Regions from separate parts of the Homo sapiens genome. Here region 1 is linked to region 2. The links are chromatin loops, found by intact Hi-C in ENCODE. Cell type or tissue: ovary. All regions are shown on one strand. Links, peaks and the distances in the headings refer to the core of each region. The heading gives the core; the rest is flanking DNA. Region 1 overlaps TTLL8 (tubulin tyrosine ligase like 8). Region 2 has its middle 60 kb from the start of BRD1.

Region 1 (8,809 bases), core at 150-8,149, 260 kb before region 2:
GTCCCCTGGTGCGGATGCTCCCTGCACCGCGTTCATAGCCACCAACGGCCACACTTGATGCCAGGAGCCGTGAGTGAGGGACAGTTTCAGGCCCACAGCACCACAGGGAAGGAAGGGAGGGAGCAGAACGCCGAGGCAGGCGTGGGGGTCAGGACTCAGGCGCTGGAGCAGAGCTGGAGGCGTCTTCACAGCATGTGTTCCGATCACAGGGCAGGATCCGGGTTGATGGGTTAATCAGGATTTCCTCCTTTGTATTCACAAACTGGTCTATGCTTTCCTTTTTAGTTTTTTATTTTTATTATTTTATTTTTAGTTTTTTGAAACGGAGTTTCACTCTTGTTGCCCAGGCTGAAGTGCAGTGGCGCAATCTTGCCTCACTGCAACCTCCACCTTCCAGGTTTAAGCAATTCTCCTGCCTTAGCCTCCCAAGTAGCTGGGACTACAGGCGCCCACCACACCCGGCTAATTTTTTGTATTTTTAGTAGAGATGGAGTTTCACCATGTTGGCCAGGCTGGTCTTGAACTCCCGACCTCAAGTGATTCACCTGCCTCGGCCTCCCAAAGTGCTGGGATTACAGGCATAAGCCACCATGCCCATCCTCCTGGCTCCCTTTTAAAAGTGTCTCTGTCCCTGCCCCTTCACTGATCTCTGTGTCCCCTCTGGGGTCTCAGAGGCTGGTTCTGTTGGGGGAGAGCCTGGGGGACTCAGGCACTGGCTTTAGCCTCATCCATGAGCGCTAAGCCTTCCCTGCTCCCCCATCGCCCCCACCAACCATGCTGCCTGCTGGCCTTGGACAAAGCCAGTGCAGGTCTCAGGGCCAAGCTGCGACCCTGCCCCAGGGCTCAGGAGCTCAGGTCCCGCTGCACAGTGGCTGTGCATGCTGGGTTGAGCGGTGGCCTCTTGCAGACATAGTGTGCATGGACCGTGTGGAGGAGATCCTGGAGCTGGCAGCTGCAGACCACCCTCTTTCCAGGGACAACAAGTGGGTGGTCCAGAAGTACATCGAGACGCCGCTGCTCATCTGTGACACCAAGTTCGACATCAGACAGTGGTTCCTCGTCACGGACTGGAACCCCCTGACCATCTGGTTCTACAAGGAGAGTTACTTGCGGTTCTCAACTCAGCGCTTCTCCCTGGACAAGCTGGACAGGTCAGTGCGGTGGGCGACCTGGACACCTCGGGCCAGGGAATGGGCTGCTGCCTGCATGCCTGGAGCAGCCGCAGTGAGAAGCAGCACGGGCAGGGCCCCCTCACTGCCACCTGCCACCACGAGAGGCACAGATGGGGAAACTGAGGCTTGGGAGGCTGATGATCTCCCCGAGGGACAGGCCCAGGCCCACCGGCCTTCAAAGCCAGCGCCCTACACCCCACGCTCTGTGCATCATCTCTGGAAAATCTTAAAAGGCACCATTTTGCCTGTGCCCAGGGGGATTGGAATGGTGTGGGCAGCACCTGGGCCCTGGCGCAGGGGAGGCGGCCTGTGGGGTGCCTGGTGGAGGCTCAGATATCCGCAAGTGTGCTGCCCAGGGTGGATGGACCCCCACCTCACCCGGGTCCCCGCGTGGGCAGGAGGGCGAGAGCCTGTGGAGTCCTCAGGAGTGTGCTGTGCACACAGCGACGCCTGCCACCCTCTGTCTGCACCAAGGCTTCCTCTGACTATTGTGTGGCCCTTGCTTGGTGTGAGGCGCTAGGGGACCTGACGGCTGGGCAGGAAGGGGGTCTGCTTTTTACGAGTGAGAATCCAGGGAGGCCTGAGAGTCACGCGACACAGACCTTGCAGGGGAGTTAACTCCGGCCCAGGCGAGCGGCTGCGGTCATGCCTGGTGGGTCATGCTCGAAGTCACACCCAGAAGAGGCCTGGGAGGAGCTGGCCAGGGGCTACGACCCTCACCTGCTCACTGCCTCTGGTCAAGTGGGCCTGGAGGGGGTCCAGGAACTCACCTGTGCAAAAGCAGCTCCCAGGCAGGGCAGTGAGAAGCCAGGGCCCCCTGCCAGCGCCCATTTCTGGGCCTCCAGCTGTGAGCTGTGCGCCTGGCCAATCCCATGGCCTCTCTGAGCCCTGTTTCTCCATCTGGGACAGTAACGCTCATCCCAGCTGGGCCCCTCCAGCAGAGGGTTGGAGTCCTCAGGGGCAGGGTTCTCTAGAGCCAGCTGGGTGGGCTCAGCACGGCTGGGAGGACCGGCCTTGGGTGCCCTCCTGGGCCAAGGGAGGCTGAGCACCTGCCCCTCGTCCCCCCTGCAGCGCCATCCACCTGTGCAACAACGCCGTCCAGAAGTACCTGAAGAATGATGTGGGCCGCAGCCCCCTGCTGCCCGCACACAACATGTGGACCAGCACCAGGTTCCAGGAGTACCTGCAGCGCCAGGGCCGTGGCGCCGTGTGGGGCAGCGTCATCTACCCGTCCATGAAGAAGGCCATCGCCCACGCCATGAAGGTGGCCCAGGACCACGTGGAGCCTCGCAAGAACAGCTTTGAGCTCTACGGGGCTGACTTCGTCCTTGGGAGGGACTTCAGGCCCTGGCTGATCGAGATCAATTCCAGCCCCACCATGCACCCGTCCACGCCGGTCACGGCCCAGCTGTGTGCACAGGTGCAGGAGGACACCATCAAGGTGGCCGTGGACCGCAGCTGTGACATCGGCAACTTCGAGCTCCTGTGGAGGCAGGTGAGCCACGCCCGCCCCTGGGGACTTTGGTGGCCGCCCGCCATGTGGATGCTTTGCCACCTGGTCACTGGGCGAGGGTGGAGCTGCAGGCCGCCAGTGCAGCGGGGTCTATGGAGGACACCGATCCTGCTCTGTGACCATGCTCGGTCCCGCTGAGGGCCCAGGCCTGCCCTGCTCTCCCATGGGGCTCAGTGCCTCGTCGGCACCGAGGAAGGGGCTACTCCAGGCGTGCGGGCGGAGCGGCCCCGCTCACTCAGGCTCAGTGCCTCTGTCCAGCTTTCCTCCCTCTTGTTCCCAGCCTCACCCAGTCCTGACTGTGGTTAGAGGTGGGGGCTCCATGCCCGCAGCCTCCAGGCCACCTATGCTGCTCCTTTGCCTTGGCCTGCAGTGCCTCCTCCACTCTGAGGATCTTTCGCGGGCCTCCCTGTGCCTGCGGATGTGCTGGAGTCATTGGGAAGCGTGGCCAATGCCTCTCTCTTGCGGCCTCTCTGTGGCTAAACTCGGGAAAAGAGCAGCTGAGTCCCTGGGTGTGGGGCCCCCCAGGCTGACCCCCAAGCCTCAGGAAGCCTTGGTTCCCCGCAGGTTCTCCAGAGCCTGGGGGCCTCCTGGGGGTCTGCGTGGGACCCCAGGTGTTCACTGTTCACTCCTGAGTCAGGTGGGGGTCTGTGCCCCGACCAGCCCCTCCTGCACAGACCCCTCCTGCAGGGACCCCCCCTATCCCGGCCACAGCCCAGCACCCCAACCTGTTCCTTCCCCACAGCCGGTGGTTGAGCCGCCCCCATTCAGCGGGTCCGACCTCTGCGTGGCGGGCGTCAGTGTGAGGAGAGCCAGGAGGCAGGTGCTGCCCGTCTGCAACCTCAAGGCCTCGGCCTCGCTGTTGGACGCGCAGCCGCTGAAGGCACGGGGCCCCTCGGCCATGCCAGACCCTGCCCAGGGACCCCCATCACCAGCTCTCCAGCGGGACTTGGGACTGAAGGAAGAGAAGGGGCTCCCCCTGGCCTTGCTGGCACCCTTAAGGGGGGCAGCCGAGAGCGGTGGAGCCGCACAGCCCACCCGCACCAAAGCTGCTGGGAAGGTGGAGCTCCCGGCCTGCCCCTGTCGCCACGTGGACAGTCAGGCCCCAAACACCGGTGTCCCCGTAGCCCAGCCCGCCAAAAGCTGGGATCCAAACCAGCTAAATGCGCACCCGCTGGAGCCTGTGCTGCGGGGCCTGAAGACAGCAGAGGGCGCGCTGCGTCCGCCGCCCGGAGGAAAAGGTAACCTGCGCCGCCGGCGGTGCGCTGTGGGCTTGGGGGCCGCCTGCTGCATCCCCAACCCTCGCCAGCAGCCGCTGCATCCTCCAGAGCGGGGCGCAGGGCAGGCTTCGGTGCTGGGGCCCGGGGTGTCCCCTGACGGAGGCGCCGGCGGGAGCCGGGGAGCGGGGTTGGGGCACCTGTCCCAGCCCGGCACGGGGGTCTCGGGGTGGGGGGCGTGGGAGTGCCGGCCAGGTGGATGGTGGGGTCCCCTCTGTAGAACCTGGCGGGTGACGCCTTTGTCCCCATACCTCTGGGGTGTGGCGCGGGTCGGAGGATTTGAGTTAGGACCTTGAACAGCGCCGTGAACAGCACCAAGCTCCCTGGCCGAGCGAGGGGCCAAAGTGACCGCGGGGCTTTGGCGTGCGGTTTTCTGAAGGCTCTGGAGGCTGAGGTGACAGGCCTGAGCCACCACGCCCGGCCCCCATCGGGCTCTTCCGAGCCTCGGCCACACGTTCAGACTTCAGGGGCTGCCACAGGCTGCTCTTGGCCTCAGAGTCGCGGAGAAGGACGTGGGGCAGGGGCGCGGCTGACCAGCAGGGCAGCATCAGCCGTTCCTCCCGCGTGGGGGTCTTCAGGACGGCGCGGTGGGGGGTCCTCGCGAGGGCGTGGTGGGGGTCTTTAGGCAGCATGACGAGAGGGTCTTGTTTTTTTTGTTTTTTTGAGACAGAGTCTTGCTCTGTTGCTGAGGCTGAAGTGCCGTGGCGCGATCTCGGCTCACTGCAGCCTCCGCCTCCCGGGTTCGCGCCATTCTCCTGCCTCAGCCTCCCGAGTAGCTGGGACCACAGGCGCCCGCCACCGCGCCCGGCTAATTTTTAGTAGAGATGGGGTTTCACCGTGTTAGTCAGGATGGTCTCCACCTCCTGACCTCGTGATCCGCCGCCTCAGCCTCCCAAGGTGCTGGGATTACAGGCGTGAGCCACCGCGCCCGGCAATAGGGGGGGTCTTTAGGACGGTGTGATGGGGTCTTTACGAGTGTGTGTGGGGTCTTCAGGATGGTGTGATGGGGTCTTTACGAGGGTGTGTGGGGGTCTTTAGGACGGTGTGATGGGGTCTTTACGAGGGTGTGTGGGGTCTTCAGGATGGTGTGATGGGGTCTTTACGAGGGTGTGTGGGGTCTTCAGGATGGTGTGATGGGGTCTTTACGAGGGTGTGTGGGGTCTTCAGGACGGTGTGATGGGGTCTTTACGAGGGTGTGTGGGGTCTTCAGGACGGTGTGATGGGGTCTTTACGAGGGTGTGTGGGGTCTTCAGGACGGTGTGATGGGGTCTTTACGAGGGTGTGTGGGGTCTTCAGGATGGTGTGATGGGGTCTTTACGAGTGTGTGTGGGGTCTTCAGGACGGTGTGATGGGGTCTTTACGAGGGTGTGTGGGGTCTTCAGGATGGTGTGATGGGGTCTTTACGAGTGTGTGTGGGGGTCTTCAGGACGGTGTGATGGGGTCTTTACGAGGGTGTGTGGGGGTCTTCAGGACGGTGTGATGGGGGTCTTTACGAGGGTATGTGGGGTCTTTAGGATGGTGTGATGGGGGTCTTTACGAGGGTATGTGGGGGTCTTTAGGACAGCGTGATGGGGGTCTTTACGAGGGTGTGTGGGGTCTTCAGGACGGTGTGATGGGGTCTTTACGAGGGTATGTGGGGGTCTTTAGGACGGTGTGATGGGGTCTTTACGAGGGTGTGTGGGGTCTTCAGGATGGTGTGATGGGGTCTTTACGAGTGTGTGTGGGGGTCTTTAGGATGGTGTGATGGGGTCTTTACGAGGGTATGTGGGGGTCTTCAGGACGGTGTGATGGGGGTCTTTACGAGGGCATGGTGGGGGTCTTTATGACGGCACGCAGGTGTTGCCGCCTCCCTGATTCCCACTGCGATTCAGGGGCTGGGACCCACTCACGGAGATGCCTCTTGCCCCACGGGAGGCGAAGTTCCTCCTGCAGCAATCCCGCGGCTATGGCCCGCAGGGCACATTCCCAGGTGTGGGGATCACTCAGGAAGGCCAGTGACGTGGCCTCCCAGACACCAATGACTCCCCAGTCCCCACGTGGTCTGCCTGCCACAGGGCAGTGTTGCCGTAAGCAATGTTGCCGACCAAAGGAGTTTATGTTCCCCTTTACCAGGTCACCAGCGGGAGGCAGCTGGAGGCTTAGCCCAGTGCCAAATTACCATGCTGAAGAGGAAAGATCTCCTCTGCCTTTGATCCTCACACACCAGCCATGCCACCAGGGTTCTCCCTCCAGACCCTCCTGCCCGGTGCTGCCAGTTCACTGGGCGGATTGCCTGCCTTCAGAGTCCCCGCAGATGACTGTTGATTCAACCTGGCATTTTGACACCACCTTACAGAGGCCTCTGTCTTTCCAGAGCTGTGACATTTCCTCACCACCCACCAGCTGCTTCCAAAGCCGACACCACGTGTCTGAGGCGCCTCTCACTTGTGGGTGCTGGCGTCCGTGCGTGAGTCAGGTTCCTGCCGCAGTTGCCACGCGTGGCAAACAACTCCAACCCGTGCGTACGAGCGTTTCGCGGTCAGGCCCTCGAGGGCACGGCCGGGAGGAGCTGGGCTTGCTTCCAGACTCCTGGCTGGGCTCAGGCCAGCTCCATGTGCCCCTCGGCCTCAGGCTAGTGCTCGCCTGGTGTGTGTTTGTTCCGTGACAGTCAGGCAACCGCACCGTTGCTCTCAGAGCCTGTGCTGCAAAAGGCCTGCGGCGACAGGGTCACCAGGCCCAGTCCGGCCAGCAGGACAGGAAGTGCGTGCTGGCCCTTGGAGCTTGTTGGCTTAAGAACAGCAAACTGCTGGGACTTTGACTGGGATCACCTTGAATCTGCAGATCTTGGGGAGAACGGACATCCTTTTTTTTTTTTTTTTTTGAGACGGAGTCTCATTCTGTTGCCCAGGCTGGAGTGCAGTGGCTCGATCTTGGCTCACTGCAACCTCCATATCCCGGGTTCAAGCAATTCTCCTGCCTCAGCCTCCTGAGTAGCTGGGACCACAGGCGCCCACCACCATGCCCAGTTAATATTTTGTATTTTAGTAGAGACAGAGTTTCACCATGTTGGCCAGGCTGGTTGGAAACTCCTAAGCTCAGGCAATCCACGCACCTTGGCCTCCCAAAGTGTTGGGATTACAGGCGTGAGCCACCACGCCCAGCAGATTTTTTTTTTTTTTGAGACGGAGTCCCGTTCTGTCTCCCAGGCTGGAGTGCAGTGGCACAATCTCAGCTCACTGCAACATCCACCTCCTGGGTTCAAGCGATTCTCCTGCCTCAGCCCCCTGAGTAGCTGGGACTACAGGCGCGCACCACCACGCCCAGCTAATTTTTTTGTATTTTTAGTAGAGATGGGGTTTCATCATATTGGTCAGGCTAATCTCGAACTCCTGACCTCAGGTGATCCACCCACCTCGGCCTCCCTAAGTGCTGGGATTACAGGCGTGAGCCACCGCACCTGGCCGACTTTTTTTTTAAATAAAGTTTTCCAACCATGATCCAGATCTGGTTCATTTAACCGGGTTCTTTGACTTTCCTCAGTGGTTTTCAGGATAGAAGGTCTGGCAAGTCTGGCATGTCATTCATTAGATGTTTTTCTAGCCATTTGGTGGTTTTTCTTGCCTAGTAAATAGTATCTCTTTCCAAACGGTCTTGTGAAGGTATGACTTACCTACAGTGAGGACAGACCGTAAGTAGACACAGCTTGATGGATTGTCACATGTGTGATACCCACACAGCCACACGGAGCCTCCTGCCTTTTCTAGTCTCTTCTCCAAATGGTGATCATCACTATTGGACTTAAATCATCATCAATTACCTTTGGTGGCCCCTGCACGTCTTACAGGTGGAGCGGCACGGTCTGCGCTTCCATGTCTGACCCTCCGCTCTGAGGTGGCGGCGGTGCAGAATGGCGGGTGTATTTCCGTGTCTGACCCTCCACTCTGAGGTGGTGGCTGTGCAGAGTGGCAGGCGTATTTCCGTGTCTGACCCTCCGCTCTGAGGTGGCGGCGGTGCAGAATGGCGGGTGTATTTCCGTGTCTGACCCTCCACTCTGAGGTGGTGGCTGTGCAGAGTGGCAGGCGTATTTCTGTGTCTGACCCTCCCCTCTGAGGTGGCGGCTGTGCAGGGTGGCGGCTGTGCAGAGTGGCGGGTGTATTTCCGTGTCTGACCCTGCACTCTGAGGTGCAGCGGCTGTACAGTGTGACGAGTGTGCACCCTTTGTCGGTGATAACAGTACTGCATTGCACACATGTGCCAGAGCCCGCCTGGTCCCCTGCTGACGGACAGCTGCCTTGCTTCCACTGTAGGACTGTGATAAATGAAGTTGCTCTGATCATCCTGTTCTGGCCTTTACGGGGACATGTGCCTTTGTCTGTCTTGGCTGTGTGTCCAAGAGTGGCACCACTACGTCATGAAGGATGCTTGGGTTTTGCTTTAGAAGAAACTTCCCATTTCCAATATGGTTGTGGCGTTTTGCACTCCCACCTGCCACGTGAGAGTCCTGGTTGCCCCACATCCTGGTCAACACTGGGTATTGTCAGGCTGTGTTTTTAGCCAGTCTGGTAGGTGTACGGATATCTCATCGTGGTTTTAATTCGTGTTTCTCAGGTGACTAGCCATGCTGAGCACTTTGTTCATTAGCCTTTCAGATATTTTGCTTTGCAAAATGCCTTACTAAGTCTTTTTCCTATTGTAAAATTAGGTTGCTTGCCTTTGGTTAGTTACTTGTAGTGGTTTTTATAGATTCTGTATATTTATTTAATTTATTTATTTTTGAGACAAGGTCTCACTCTGTTGCCCAGGCTGGAGTGCAACCGCACGATCTCGGCTCACGGCAACCTAAGCCTCTGGGGTTCTAAGCGATTCTCCTG
Region 2 (8,809 bases), core at 472-8,471:
CACAGCCTGATCGTGCTGTCGATGAGAGGAATCTGCTCTAAGGGTCTGAGCGGAGGGAGATGCCGAAGCTTTGAGCTTTTTGTTTCTGGCTTAACCTTGGTGGATTTTCACCCTCTGGGCATTACCTCTTGTCCAGGGGAGGGGCTGGGGGAGTGCCTGGAGCTGTAGGGACAGAGGGCTGAGTGGGGGGGACTGCTTGGGCTGACCACATAATATTCTGCTGCGTATTAATTTTTTTTTGAGACAGTCTTTCTCTGTTGCCCAGGCTGGAGTGTAATGGCTTGATAGCTCACTGCCACCTCCGCCTCCTGGGTTCAAGTGATTCTCCTGCTTCAGCTTCCGGAGTAGCTGGGACTGCAGGTGCCCGCCACCATGGCTGGCTAATTTTTGTATTTTTATTAGCAATGGGGTTTTGCTATGTTGCCCAGGCCGGTCCCGAACTCCTGCCCTCAAGTGATACACCTGCCTCGGCCTCCCAAAGTGCTGGGATTAGAGGCTTGAGCCACTGCGCCTGGCCAGCTGCATATTGTTAATTAGACATAAAATGCAAAATAAGATGATATAAACACAAAGGTGTGAAATAAGATGGACACCTGCTGAGCGCGCCTGTCCTGAAGCATCGCCCCTCTGCAAAAGCAGGGGTCAGCATGTGTTCTCCGGTCCTTGCTCTTACAGAGGAGTGAGCTGCCTATGCGTCTTCCAGCCACTTCCTGGGCTGCTCAGAGGCCTCTCACGGGTGTTCTGGGTTGCTGCCACTTGCAGGGGTGCTGAGGCGGGGCTCCTCCCGTGCGGGGCATGTCCAGGCCGCCCTCTCTGAAGGCTTGGCAGGTACAGGTGGGAGTGGGGGTCTCTGGGCTGCTGTGGGGACTGGGCAGGCTCCTGGAAGACCTCCCTGTGTTTGGGCTGAAAGCGCAGCCCGAGGGGAGGTCCCCAGGGAGGCCGCTGTCGGGGGTGGGGGCTTGGAGGAGGGAGGGGCCGAGGAGCCGGCGACACTCCGTGACGGCCCAGGAACGTCCCTAAACAAGGCGCCGCGTTCTCGATGGGGTGGGGTCCGCTTTCTTTTCTCAAAAGCTGCAGTTACTCCATGCTCGGAGGACTGGCGTCCGCGCCCTGTTCCAATGCTGCCCCGGGGCCCTGGCCTTGGGGAATCGGGGCCTTGGACTGGACCCTGGGGGCTTCGCGGAGCCGGGCCTGGCGGGGCGAGCGGAGCAGAGGCTGGGCAGCCCCGGGGAAGCGCTCGCCAAAGCCGGGCGCTGCTCCCAGAGCGCGAGGTGCAGAACCAGAGGCTGGTCCCGCGGCGCTAACGAGAGAAGAGGAAGCGCGCTGTGTAGAGGGCGCCCACCCCGTGGGGCGAACCCCCTTCCTCAACTCCATGGACGGGGCTCATGGGTTCCCAGCGGCTCAGACGCGGATCCTGGCCTCGCCCGCCGTCCAGGTCGTGCGCTCTCCAGGGTTCTGTCTCCCAGGGCGCGCCCTCGCCGCGGTCCTCCTTACTCCAGGGCGGTGCGCTCGGCTTGAGCGTGGGGAGGGTGGGCGTGTTGGTTCGGGGAGTTGGTGCGTCTTGGCTTTTCAGAACCAGGAGGGAGCAAGAGGTTCCCTACCTTTTCCCCCAAAACCAGAGCCTTTGACATCTCCCTGAGCCCACGGGGCTGGTGCCCACCTCATGAGCAGATCCGTTCTGGCCCAAGGCCACCGGGACCGGAGCCGGCTGGGGATGGGGAGGTGTCCACACCACCCGCACCCCACTGACTTCCCCGCAGCCTCCCTACCTTGCTAGGACCCCGGGCCCTCCCAGCCCCCGGAGGAGCGCCTCGGCGTCGGCAGCTGAGACCCAGAGCACTCAGGGCAGGAAGCCGCCAGGGTTTCATGTTTGGGAACCAAGTTCACAGTGTGGCCTCCTGTTCTGACTGACACCACTCCGCCCTGTCTTGGCTGAAAAACCTGTGGCAGTTGGGTTAAAAAGAATGAGGAGGAACTTAGTACGCCGATGTGAAAAGGTCTTCAAAATAGAGTGCAGAGCAATCCAATTTCCCTCGGTTCCAGGCTGTGCCCTAGCGAAGCCCACCCACTGTGGGGGCGCCCACTGAGTCATGCTCACCTCCCTGGGTTGACTGGCTGGTGGGGGGTCTGGAGTCTACACGATGACTGGCTGGTGGGGTTCAGGCAGGGGGTTCAGGCAGGGGGCTCCGTATCCAGCGTGGGATCCTAGCTTCCCGCTCAGGTGTGTCCAGCTGGCCTCGTCCCCTGCACCCACTCCTCCTGGGTGCAGCTGCCCACCCAGCTGTGCAGGGTTGTTGCATGGAGTCCGGCTCGTCCTTCCCTAAAACCAGCACTGTTTGCTTGTGAAATTGGCTCAAAGTTGAGCTGCTCCTTCCTAGCTTGGGGCGTGAGCAGTTTGGGAAAGCCGATCTGTCTTTCCCATTTCTGAGGCTGTGGTGGGCCTTGTATGCAGGAGGACGGGCTGCTCGGAGAGGCTGGGATGATTCCAAAGTGTCCGTCAGTGTGTAATGCTGTGGACATTTTTGGGGGGTCCTCCTGGATAGTGTCGGAGTCCATTTTTCCGGGTCTCAAGCCCCTGCCAAGCTGCCGCCGAGCCCTGGGCTGGCCCCCGGACCACTCCTGTCCCTGGCCGGTTCTGTCACCGGCCGGGGAGTCCCTCTGGTTTGGGGAGGTTATTCCTGCCTGACTTCAGGGGAGGAGGAAACAGTCATGTGTCTGGCAGTGCGGGCAAGAAAGGGAGGGCAGAAACGTGAGGCTTAGGGAGCTGGGGGTTCAGCCAGGTGGGGAGAGCCCCTTAGTCACACGGGGAGAGGACAGGGGCTGCAGGGAGAATGCAGTGAGGAGCTGAGCCCCAGGTCCCCTTCGCTGTGGGTGGGCCCTGCCTTGGGCCACATGGGGGTGGCAGGAACCAGGGGCAGCAGGTAGGGAGTGAAGACCCTCAGTCAGACCCCCAGGAGGTCCAGCCCAAATCTGTGTTGCTCACTCCATCCCCTAGAGACCCACTCGGGCTCCAAATCCTTTGGGCCCAGGCTCTGAGCACCCAGGTTGTGCTTGGACTGCGAGCACAGGGGGTGGGAGGCCCTGCAGCCCCTTCCTACAGATGCGCCCCTCCCCTGAGGCTCTCTCAGGGTGGGGGTCCCCTCGGGTCTCGTCCCTGACCCCCCGGCCTGTCCCCATGCCCGGTCAGTGCTACCTCTGAGCCTCCTCTGTGCGCCATCACCATCTCCATCCCCACAGAGCCTCGGTCCAGCCCTGCGGTCTTGTGGACAGTGACCCCTGGCCTCACAGGCCCTGTCCTCTGGGTGCCCACTGCACTGAAGAAGTTGCTGGGGAGGAGCGAGGGGTGAGGGGCCCCACCTGATGGCCGAGCGCTCACCCCCAGGCTGGGCCGTGGCACTGAGTCCTGTGAGCATCTGGAGGAAGGGAGGTCGGTGGAGTACCACGGTGGCCCTCAGGGGCCTCCTCCCCCCTCCCCCAGTGCTCCCCCTTCTGAGGGATGGCTCTGAGAGGGACTCAGAGTGTCTTCCTGTCTACCTGGAGATGAGAGCCGGTCAGGCGGTGTCTGTGGCCGGAGCTGGAGGCTGTCAGAGTGTCTTCCTGTCCACCTGGAGATGACAGCCGGTCAGGCGGTGTCTGTGGCCAGAGCTGGAGGCTGTCATCCTGTTCCCTCTGCTGGGCTCACTTCAGGGCAGCAAGGCTTGGCTGGGCCGAAGGCCAGGCGCCGGGCAGCACAGCTGTTCCATCTCTGTGAGCTTCGAGGGCCTGTGGATGCCGGGGAGTGGGGGCTGGGAGCAATGTGCAAAGGCTGGAGGATCCCAAAAATGACCCCCACACCACAAGTAGGAGAGAAGGCCTCTGCTAGTTTACAAAAATCACATTGTTCTCATGGAAAGCAGAAGATTACGGCCAAATTCTATGCATATTTCAGTATAATGAGTGTCCAAAGTGAAGTGCCCAGAGGTCCCCCTGCCCCCCCACTCTCGGGACCTAGCCAAAGTCCCCCCTCCAGGGGGCATGGTGGGGTGCGTACTCCACTGTGTGAGTGGGGGCTTCTGGGAGCCCTGGGGCTGGGGCAGCCAGACTCAGCGACGCAGTAAGAAGCCTGGACTCCCTGGAGGGGGCCTGCACGTGAGCTTGGCCCTTGACCAGGCCGGCAACGGCTCTGCGGAGCTAGGACCCCTCCTGCGTGGATATTTCATGACATTAGCATTCACTTACAATGTCTGCTCACTGACTCTTAGTGCAGCTCTACCTCATCTCATTACAGTTTCTCCCGTTGCAAATGAAGCACATCTCTTGTTGATCTCTCGCCCCAGAGTTTTAACATCAGCTCAGCTGTGGGGACTCCCAGTCTGAAGCACCAAGACCCTCTACTTCCTCCCTGCCTCCTCTGACTCCCCACCCCATCCTGTCCTACAGGTGAGGACAGCCAGGTTCTGGGGCTCAGCAACCGGCCTCCCATGGCGCCCCCACGGGCGAGCCAGGTGGGGGGTGGGGAGTAGAGCCCAGGGTGGGTTAGCCAACCCCCACCTTGGAGGATCAATATGTGGCAAATGCACCCACACGTGGCGCCTGCTGGTTTATGGAGTTCACTTGTTATTATCACCTATAATTAAAAGCAAATGAAAAAAGAATTGAGGAGATGGCTAGTTCCAAGATGGCAGCATAGAAGCAAGCTGGCTTCACTCTTTGCCACAGAAAATCCAAAACAAATATTCAGCACCAAGATTATCTCCAGCAACATCCCAGAACTCAAATACGAGGATGAGACAGTCCCCAGGGCCACAGAGAAGTGAATAAACTCTGAGCAAGCAGTAAGAGAACTGGAATTCTATATCTATGATGTCCCTTCCCCCAGTCTACCTGCACCAAGTGTGGGCAAATCTCCCCTGACTCATGGCTTCTGCACTGGAAAAATGAGATCAAGGTGGACTACCAGCTTCCCAGTATCTTGGGCTCCCTGGCAGGAGACTTGTTCTGCTTCAACCCAAGGGAAGCATTCAGAATGCTTAAAGGAGAAATATCCCTGAGGCCAGCCAGAGACAAAGGGAAGAGGTGGGACTAGCATCTCCAGCTCTAAAAACTGCCCTGTAATGCAGCCAAAGGAGGCACCAAGTCAGGCTGTTCAGCTACATGGTAGGAGGCACAGTCCATAGGTTCCCTGGGCATGGACCGCCAGCCAGTCTTCCCACACTGCCGGGCTATCCCCTGTGGGACCTTCCCCATTTGGGACGGGAAGCCCCACTCTGATCCTTTATTGGAGCTGAGGAAAACCTGGACTTATGTTGCCCTCTAGTGCCGAAGAAGGAGGCAGCAACCTAGCAGAAAAAAAATTCAACAGGTACATGGCAAAGAGTCTCTAAGCAAACATACCCAGTAAAAACCAAAACAAGCCAGACAGAGAAGACTGGAATAAATAACTAATCCTTCAATGCAAAGACGCAGATGTGCATTCACAAGAAACAAGCAAACGGGGAACTGTGAACCACTCAAAGGGACAAAGCAAGGAACCAGTGACTAATGAGATGGCCACATGTGAGCCTCTGATCAAGAATCCAAAATAGCAGTTGTAGGGAAACTCAGCGATCTCCAAGATAACCCAGAAAATCAATTCAGAAACTTATCAGAGAATTTTAACAAAGATATTGAAATTAAAAAATCAAACAGAAATATTGGAAGTGAGAAAAACATCTGCTGAACTGGAAAATTGATAGAGGCTCTTAACAGCAGAATGGGTCAAGCAGAGGAAGGAATCAATGAGCTCAAAGACAGGCTATTGGAAAAGACACAGTCAGGGCCGGGCACGGTGGCTCATGCCTGTAATCCCAGCAGTTTGGGAGGCCGAGGTGGGTGGATCACGAGGTCAGGAGTTCAAGACCAGCCTGGCCAACATAATGAAACTCCATCTATATTAAAAATACAAAAATTAGCTGGGTGTGGTGGTGTGTGTCTGTGGTCCTGGCTATTTGGGAGGCTAAGTGGGGAGGAGCACCTGAGCCCAGGAGGTCGAGGCTGCAGGTAGCCACGATTGTACCGCTGCACTCCAGCCTGTGTGACAGAGCAAGTCCCTGTCTCTTTGTATCTATCTATCTATCTACATAGATAGATAGATAAAGAGATACACTTTACATATATAAAGATAGAAAGACTTCAAGTAAACAACCTAACAGTGCACCTCGAAGAAACTGAAAAGCAAGAATGAGCCAAACCCCAAATTAATAGAAGGAAGGAAATAATAAAGATCAGAATAGAACTAAACAAAATAGAGACTAGAAAACAATACAAAGAATCAACAAAACAAAAGGTTAGTTTTTTGAAAAGATAAACAAAATTGACCAATCTTTAATTAGACTAAAAAAAAAAAATGCATGACCTTGTAGAGGTCGGGGCCACCTGCCCACACCTGCCCGAGGAGGCTGTGCCAGCCTCCCACTCTGGCTCCTGGGGGATGCGCGGCACTCTTGCTTTGACGTCCGTTTGGCCACAGGGCTGGTCAGCGGGGCTGGAAGGCACCTGTCCAGCAGCCCGGTTGGTTTGGTTCCCGTGCCCGCTATGGACTCAGGTCCAGCTCTCTCCTGAGGGCCTGGGGTCCCCATGCACCCTGCCCTGGGTGTGCTGCTGTGGGGGTGGCTGCAGGCCCCAGGCCCACTGGGCTCCTCCCCATCCCGCTCCCATCTGACTTGGCTGACCCGGGTGGCCATTTCCTCCCAACCCTGCCTCAGGTGCAGCTGCTACAGGCCCACCTGCAGTGGGGCGGCCTCCCTCCCCACAGGGGCCACCAGCCCGGGCTCAGGTGCAGCTGCTACAGGCCCACCTGCAGTGGGGCGGCCACACTCCCCACAGGAGCCGCCAGCCCTGCCTCAGGTGCAGCTGCTACAGGCCCACCTGCAGTGGGGCGGCCTCCCTCCCCACAGGGGCTGCCAGCCCTGCCTCAGGTGCAGCTGCTACAGGCCCACCTGCAGTGGGGCGGCCTCCCTCCCCACAGGGGCTGCCAGCCCTGCCTCAGGTGCAGCTGCTACAGGCCCACCTGCAGTGGGGCGGCCTCACTCCCCGCAGGGGCTGTAAGGGAAGCCCCTGGGCGGGGCACTGTCCTTTTCTGTTTGCAGATACTGGAGGTTGGAAACGGGCCTGGGGACAGGAGGGTCAGGGCAGGCCAGGGCCAAGGGCTCGGATGATGCAGTCAGGCTGTGAGGCTGAGCCAGGGGCTCGTGGGGAGCTGGCTTCCCGGGCTTCTCCCCACCCTGGCACGAGTAGCTGGAGCCAGAACGAGGTGAGTGGTGGCTGACGGATGCTGCTGGGCCATGATAGCAGGGTCCTGGTAATTCTTGGCCCTGCGTGGGAAACACTGACATGGATAACGTGGAACCTGCACCAGGCCTGTGTCTGGCACCCGCGGTGGGGAGGTGGGGGCTTTGGGGTTCATTGCCAGGGAGGGTGACAGCAGCTGGAGAGTCGTTGTGGCCCCCAGCCCTGCAGCCCCCCAGCTCCTGCCTCTGAGAACCCAGGCATGGCCAGGAGGCAAGGTCAGAGTGGCCGAGGTGGTCCTCTCTGTCTTCCTCCCTCTCCTCCTCCTTCACTCATCCTGCAAGTGTCCTGAGCCCCAGCAGTGCCCCAGTGACTCCCGCCTGGTGGCCTGTCCCCACCTGGGTGGGGGCCTGCCAGGTAGACACAGGTCTGAGGCTGCCAGCTGGAGGCGGCTTCTCCCAGCCCCTCCATTCAGCAGGAAAAGCCAACAGTTGGGTTTGGTGTCAACCCAGGGACTGAATTTCTGGCAGGTAAGCCATTGGTTTCATGAATAAATAAGCATCATAAGAATCGGCATTCATGTCTCTACATATATATATATATATATATATATATATTTTTTTTTTTTTTTTTTTTTTTTTGAGGCGGAGTCTCGCTCCGTCGCCCAGGCTGGAGTGCAGTGGTGTGATCTTGGCTCACTGCAACCTCCGCCTCCCGGGTTCACGCCATTCTCCTGCCTCAGCCTCCCGAGTAGCTGGGACTACAGGCGCCCCCACCACGCCTGGCTAATTTTTTGGTATTTTTAGTAGAGACGGGGTTTCACCGTGTTAGCCAGGATGGTCTCGATCTCCTGACCTCGTGACCCGCCCGCCTCGGCCTCCCAAAGTGCTGGGATTACAGGCGTGAGCCACCGCGCCCGGCCATCTCTGCTTATATTTTTAATCCATGGAGAGCATTTACTCGACAACTACGTTGTAGCGAGGACGTGAGTTTAGTGAGCAAGTGCGGCTTGGCATCTGCACGTCTGCCTTGGCATCTGCACGTCTGCCTGCTCTGGCGGGGCTGTGGTGGGTGACCCGGGAGCTGGGCGGAGCTGGTGAAGGCAGAAGGCAGAGCCCGTCTCCACCCACTGCCTGGGCTGACGGCTCCTCCCAGGGCTCCCTCGGGCACCACCCATGGAGCAGCTCCGGCATCCGGCCTGTGACCCCCGAAGCTCGGCCTTCCTCGAGCTTTCCGTCGGGTTCTGTGGAGCAGCAGGTCCCCTGGGGGTTACAAATGCTTCCACACCCGGTGTGAGCAGTGGCTTCCTGCGCAGAAATCACACCATGGGACCTGTTGGCTGCGGCCTATTACAGCGGCTGTCCTTAGAGGAAGAGTAAATTCATTTTGATTTATAGATAGCAGATGCTTCAACTTTCTTCCCTGCCTCGCGTTCAGGGTTCAGCAGCTCTCTGCTGCCTGTGTGAATATTAATCAGTGCCCCGGACTCTGGGAGCCGGGTTCCTTGGGTGGGGTGCCCAGGCTGGGGGCTGGTGGGGATGCCAGCAGGCCCCGGGGCTGGAGA

Evidence for each region. Hi-C counts contacts between places; a loop is a spot of excess contacts. Peaks named below come from ENCODE experiments on the same cell type or tissue, not always from the same donor. Only the 100,000 strongest peaks of a DNase experiment are listed, where the experiment ranks them.
Region 1: a loop joins it to region 2, with 5 times the contacts of the local background. A loop is called at or near these places in 61 of 110 quality-filtered maps.

The regions. Positions count from the first base shown.
Region 1 is chr22:50,025,544-50,034,352 of GRCh38, reverse strand. TTLL8 (tubulin tyrosine ligase like 8) reads left to right here. Exons shown (of 14, transcript NM_001350317.3): 11 at 908-1,151; 12 at 2,244-2,667; 13 at 3,428-3,923. Among named protein-coding and RNA genes, the nearest start is that of IL17REL, 17 kb to the right of the region's middle. RefSeq lists silencers at 4,037-4,106, 4,127-4,226. In ovary, for the core only: a CTCF peak has its summit at 3,892 (motif pointing right); DNase peaks (open chromatin) are centred at 3,404, 3,872, 4,242, 4,352 and 3 weaker places.
Region 2 is chr22:49,763,967-49,772,775 of GRCh38, reverse strand. No RefSeq gene overlaps it. Among named protein-coding and RNA genes, the nearest start is that of BRD1, 60 kb to the left of the region's middle. RefSeq lists a silencer at 1,101-1,395 and enhancers at 7,892-8,674, 8,675-8,809. In ovary, for the core only: no CTCF peak of the experiment used is centred there; DNase peaks (open chromatin) are centred at 3,725, 5,205, 7,195 and 8,390.